Regions from separate parts of the Homo sapiens genome. Here region 1 is linked to region 2. A link is an interaction called in ENCODE POLR2A ChIA-PET data of the cell type or tissue named here. Cell type or tissue: GM12878. All regions are shown on one strand. Links, peaks and the distances in the headings refer to the core of each region. The heading gives the core; the rest is flanking DNA. Region 1 overlaps LRRC8C (leucine rich repeat containing 8 VRAC subunit C). Region 2 overlaps LOC105378847 (a long non-coding RNA gene).

Region 1 (3,031 bases), core at 326-2,825, 260 kb before region 2:
CAACAATTTACATTGCATCGTATGCAGTAGGTACTGCTTTTTCAGAAAGACCTGGAAAACATACCTGCTATGAATATTTTGTTCAGATGTAGCCATTTACCTGGCTCTCAAGTTGTCTTTGTGGAGAGGGTCTTAGACAAAAATCTTCCTTGTATTTACTTGGGTTAAGTGAAGTCCAAATTCTTACAGTATGCTATTTCAGGATTTCTGATATTAAAAAAGAAAAAACAAAATCTTTATATCTCTTATTAACACTTCCCCCAAGAAGGGTTGTGCTGTTATTTATTTTCTATTATAAGAAAAGTTCATTCTTTAAGTAGTTTCTTTTACCTCTAATCTAATTTCATACCAAATACCTGATCAATAGAAATGATATATTTAAGCAGCAAAGATTCCTAATCCATCATTATGAAAAGTGTCAGCATACTTAGTAGTGAACAGATAAAGTCAATTTGAATATAATTCCACTTTGTTTTTAGAGACTAAATTAAGATTCAATTAACATTATCCTATGAATTCTGAATGTGATAATGTGATTCAAACAGTCAAATTTTATTAAGCTCTTAGTAACTCAGGATAGCATTCCATACTAACCTCAAGTTAGCAAAACAAATTAGTTAAACAGCTTGGTTCTTAGCAGACTGCTTAAAAGATCAAGAAAATTTTCTCATCTTTTCTTTCTACTTAGAAACATTGCAAGAAACCTTGGACAGTCTTCACCAGACCTGCCATGATTTTATAAGATTTAGGCCTCAGTGACATGCTCCTGAAAGTTTCCTGCCAGCCATCCAAACTAAGCATCCACTCATTCCATCTTCCCAAAGTCACTCACCGATAAAGGTAGCATCCTTAAGTTCATTTTTGAAAGGTGGAGGAGGATCTCCCCCTGCCCAAAGGAATTTTTTTATCAGAATACCTTGAAAGGGGGGTATATAAATTTGGAAAACTTAATTTCTTGGCTGTGTTTGATAACAGTTCCTATGCATGGTTTTTAATGTGAGGTAAATTTGTTTCTTTCTTCAGAATACCTCTCTCCACCCCCCACCTTATTCTTCCTCTTTAATGAATATTTTTATTGGAGCTCAAACTCCATGACTTACGTGCTCACTAAGTTTTCTTTTTTCCCCTTGTTTACTCTGTCTGTATGTATGTCAAAAGCTGGCAAAACCTCTAAAACTGTCAAGAAAATGCTTGAAAGTTGATTTGTCATAGTGCAAATTCATGATAAAATGTCTTAATGTTATTTGGATATGTAGTACATAGAAACAGAAAAATAAAGTCATTTTTATAACTTAAAATAGATATTTGTCCCTCTCTTACTCATTTTTAGAAATCATGTTTATCGTTTGCATTTCTTAAACTATTACTAAAGCTCCCTTTTCTCTGCAGGAAATAAGCTGCATGCATTCTTTCACTTTGTGTTGAGCTAGTTTCTGTAATTGTGACTAATTATTTCCTTCCTTAATTCACTCTACTGTATCTACCTAAGGTGCCCCTGGAGTTTCATTTGGGTAATTAGTGCCTTCATATGTAATCTGGAGTGCAATTTCTGTACGTTTGCCAGATGAGATTGTACAATGGCTGTCCAGCTCAGCTTTCAGTAAATAGTCTTATAGTAATGACTGTGGTTACTTAAAGGAATCAGCATGATCCTGCACAGCTAGGAGGCCTCCTCTAATTAACCACATTCACTCCAGGCTTAGGGAAGCCCTCTACAAGGAAACTTTATGACCACTTACGCATAAGAAATGATGGGTAATTTTCAAAGTTAAATAGTCCCTTTACACATTTTTATTAATAATAGTGTTTATTTTACTGATCATCAGCCCTCTGGAGAAGGATTGTTGAGATAAGGAAGGGTGGTGAGTGTGATGGGAGAGGCTGTGTAAGTGTGAGTAGCACAAATTAGAAGAGATCATGTGAGAGCTCTGGAGAAATTCTGGAAAGGAGCTAGGGAATGCAATAGATTAGAGACATCTGGCGATTTCAGTGCAATCTGCACGTACAGAAAAAACTGCCCACTGCCATTCTCCACTGTCCCATCTTCTAGTCCTTTCACTTACACAGAGTATTGAGATAAACTCTGAAAAATTTTAAATTGGTTATTATTGGCTAGCAACATAAGCTTTTCGTTTGGGTGAAGAAGTAAATGCATAAAAAGGAAGTTATTAAAGTTCATTTGAGACTCAGTGGAGTATTTACACGGTCAGAGCACAAGGCCCACATATTTCTGAATGTAAGTTTGAATGTCATCCTAAATTTGCAAGTAGGAAAAAAGTGAAAGCTGTTCATTAGCTACATAATTTTGTGTGAGCATAGATGTTTGAATGCAGACTATACTGTAGGTTTCACATTTAAACATATTTGAACATATTTAGGGACAAATTATTAAAATAGTTATATGATCAGGCATATCATAAGTGATAGAATATTCCCAGAGTTTGAATATTTTGCATAAAAGATACAGGGTAGGCAATGATATCAAACATCTAAACCAAATTGGCCATTCCAATTATTTTAATCCAGGGATTTTTCTGTTATAAAGTTTGAGAAGTAGAAAATGGGCTTTCTCCTTATTTTTTAATCCTTTACAGAATTAATTTTATTTCAACTCGAGTTACATCTGGACTTTTGCCATTAAAAAAATACTGCTTGGTTCAATCCTTATTAGCCTCAGGTAAAAGACATCTCAGGAAAAGTGACACAAAAGAGGCAACCTCTAAGTTTTACATTTTTTATCTCCTCCACAGTTCTTCTAATTAAAAAAAAAAAAATCAACTCCCCAGAAGTGATGCTGATATGGCAAAAAAAATATATAGCATTTCTTCACTTTGAATTGGGAAGGTTCTTGGGATTTCATTGTAATTTAACATAGACTATGTGTGACAGTTTTGTTAAAATCATACTCTAATATTCAGACAGCTTAAAAATCTTTCTTAGGATGATTTAGTCCAAGAATAATGAAAACCAATGCAAAAATGTAAAGATGTACTCCCTATGCATTTGAGCAATAAATGTCCACAAGCTTATG
Region 2 (2,817 bases), core at 263-2,762:
TGAGGCGGGTGGATCACCTGAGGTCGGGAGTTCGAGACCAGCCTGACCCACATGAAGAAACCCCGTCTCTACTAAAAATACAAAATTAGCTGGGCGTGGTGGCGCATGCCTGTAATCCCAGCTACTCGGGAGGCTGAGGCAGGAGAATCGCTTGAACCCGGGAGGCGGCGGTTGCGGTGAGCCGAGATCACGCCATTGCACTCCAGCCTGGGTGACAAGAGCAAAACTCCACCCCCGCCCCCCCACCAAAAAAGAAAAAAGGTAACTATTATTGCTTTTTAGAAAGTTAACTTTGTTGAAATATAGCTTATGTACAATAAACTGAAACCATGAACAGCTGTAGTTTGATGAGTTTTGACAAATGTATGCACTCATTTAACCTCTACTGCAGTCAAACTATAGAAAATTTCCATCACCTTAAAAAGTTCCCTCGTTCCCCTTTACAGTCAACATCACACCCATCCTCAGCCCCACGTAGCTGTTGCTCCACTTTGTGTTACTATAGGCTAGTTTACATTTTTGAGAATTTCATGTAAGAAAAATTATATAGTATGTGCTTTTTTGAGTTTGGCTTCTCTCACTCAGCTTAATGTTTTTCAGATTTGTCCATGCAGTTGCTTTTATCAATAGTTTTTTTTTTTTTTTTTTTTTTGACAAGGTCTCACTTTGTCACCCAGGCTGTAGTGCAGTGGCTCAACCTCCTGAACTCAAGCAATCATCTCACCTCAGCCTCCCGAGTAGTTGGGACTACAAGCTCGCCCATTAGGCCCAGCTAATTTTTTTGTTTTTTGTATCTTTTGTAGAGACTGGGTTTTACTATGTTGCCTGGGCTGGTCACGAACTCTTGAGCTCAAGCAATTGGCCTGCCTTAACCTACCAAAGTGCTGGGATTACCGGTGTGAACCACCGTGTAGGTCCGGTTCATTTCTTTTGAATGCTGCATAGTATTATCTTGTACAGATGAATCACTATTTATTTATCCATTCACTCATTGATGGATATGTATATTGTTTCCATTTTGGTAACATATAAAGTTGCTATGAACATTTGTGCAGAAGTCTTTATGTAGACATATGTGTTAATTTGTCTTCCCTATGAACTTTATAAGAAACTGACAAATTGTTTTCCAATGTGGTCGTACCATTTACATTCCTATCAGCAGTGTGTTAGAGTTCCAGCTATTATATATTTCTAGTTTTAGTCATTCTATTGGATGGATGGTAATATATGATTGTGGCTTTAGTTTGCATATCAATGATGACTAATGATGTTGAGTGTCTCTTCAAGAGCTTTTGACCATTGGTATGTCTTATTTTATGATGTATCTGTTCAAATATGTTGCCATTTAAAAACAGTAGGTTGTTGTCATCTTATTACTGAGTAGTAAGGGTTCTTTTTTGTCTTTTATATTTTCTTTTAATATTTGACTTTTATTAGTATGATTTTCTTTATTTTATTTATTTATTTATTTTTGAGACGGAGTTTCACTCTTTCGCCCAGGCTGGAGTGAAGTGGCACGATTTCGGCTCACGGCAACCTCTGCCCCTGGGTTCAAGCGATTCTCCTGCCTCAGCCCCCTGAGTAGCTGGGATTATAGGTGCACACCACCACGCCTGGTTAATTTTTGTATTTTTAGCAGAGACAGGGTTTCACCATGTTGGCCAGGCTGGTCTCGAACTCCTGACCTCAGGTGATCCACCAGCCTTGGCCTCCCAAACTGCTAGGATTACAGCTGTGAGCTACTGCGCCCGGCCCATATGATTTTCGTTTATAGTTTTTCTCCAGGTGGAAAGAGGTCTTTATATAATCTAGATACAAGTACCTTGTCAAATGAGTGCATTGCAAATGTTTTTCTCAATCTGTGGCTTGCCTCTTAATTTTCTTAACAATGTTTTCCAAAGAGCAACGTTTTCAATTTTAATAAGGTCCATGAATTATTTTTGGAAACATCTAAAAAAAAAAGAGAGAGAGCATGATAGGTTAAATTAGGTCAGTCTAGTTTTAATACTGAACTCATACAAAATTTCAATTCCTTGAAAATTGTCAACTATGTATTAATTAAAGTGTTGGATCAATCAAAACATGCCTTTTTCTTATTGCCTTTGATAACATAATTTGCTGTATTTATGTGTCCTCATGTAGTGACTCTGAAATTTAAATGCTATCTTAAACCTTTTTTTGTTTGTTTTAAGATGGAGTCTCACACTATTGCCTGGGCTGGAGTGCAGTGGTGCTATCTTGGCTCAGTGCAACCTCCGCCTCCCAGGTTCAAGCATTTCTCCTTGCCTCAGCCTCCCAAGTAGCTGGGATTACAGGTGCCTGCCACCATGCCCGACTAATTTTTTTGTATTTTTAGTAGAGATGGGGTTTCACTATGTTGGCCAGGCTGGTCTTGAACTCCTGACCTCATGATCCGCCCACCTTGGCCTCCCAAAGTGCTGGGATTACAGGCGTGAACCTCCAATATTAGCCTCTCAACGTGCTAAGATTACACCCAGCCTCCAATATTTTTTTAATGCCAATGTTTTATGCTATTAATAGATGTATAATAACCAGATAGTTCATCTTAACCACATTTTTTATTTTTAAATAGTTTTTATGTGGATATCTCATTATCCTTATCTAGGCATTCATTGATTTTGAGGGCAAACTATTTTGAGATTTTTAAAATATTTCATTTTAGCCTCAATAAGAATTTTCTCAATGTAGAGACTGGAGTTTTAAATTCATATTTGCCAATATTCTCAAGTAAAAAATTAGAAGATTCTAGTATTGAACCATTTAGTTCACTGGCGATGTACAGCTCCCAAAACAAAA

What was found. Peaks named below come from ENCODE experiments on the same cell type or tissue, not always from the same donor. Only the 100,000 strongest peaks of a DNase experiment are listed, where the experiment ranks them.
Region 1: POLR2A ChIA-PET joins it to region 2 with 6 read pairs; 3 of 35 experiments call an interaction of 5 or more read pairs at or near these places.

Annotation. Positions count from the first base shown.
Region 1 is chr1:89,718,236-89,721,266 of GRCh38, forward strand. It overlaps LRRC8C (leucine rich repeat containing 8 VRAC subunit C), which reads left to right. Exons shown (of 3, transcript NM_032270.5): 3 at 1-1,298. Among named protein-coding and RNA genes, the nearest start is that of LRRC8C, 87 kb to the left of the region's middle. In GM12878, for the core only: no CTCF peak of the experiment used is centred there; a DNase peak (open chromatin) is centred at 1,516; H3K4me3 peaks cover 873 bases; H3K27ac peaks cover 994 bases.
Region 2 is chr1:89,977,720-89,980,536 of GRCh38, forward strand. The region is part of intron 2 of LOC105378847 (a long non-coding RNA gene); the gene reads left to right. Among named protein-coding and RNA genes, the nearest start is that of ZNF326, 16 kb to the right of the region's middle. In GM12878, for the core only: no CTCF peak of the experiment used is centred there; no DNase peak of the experiment used is centred there.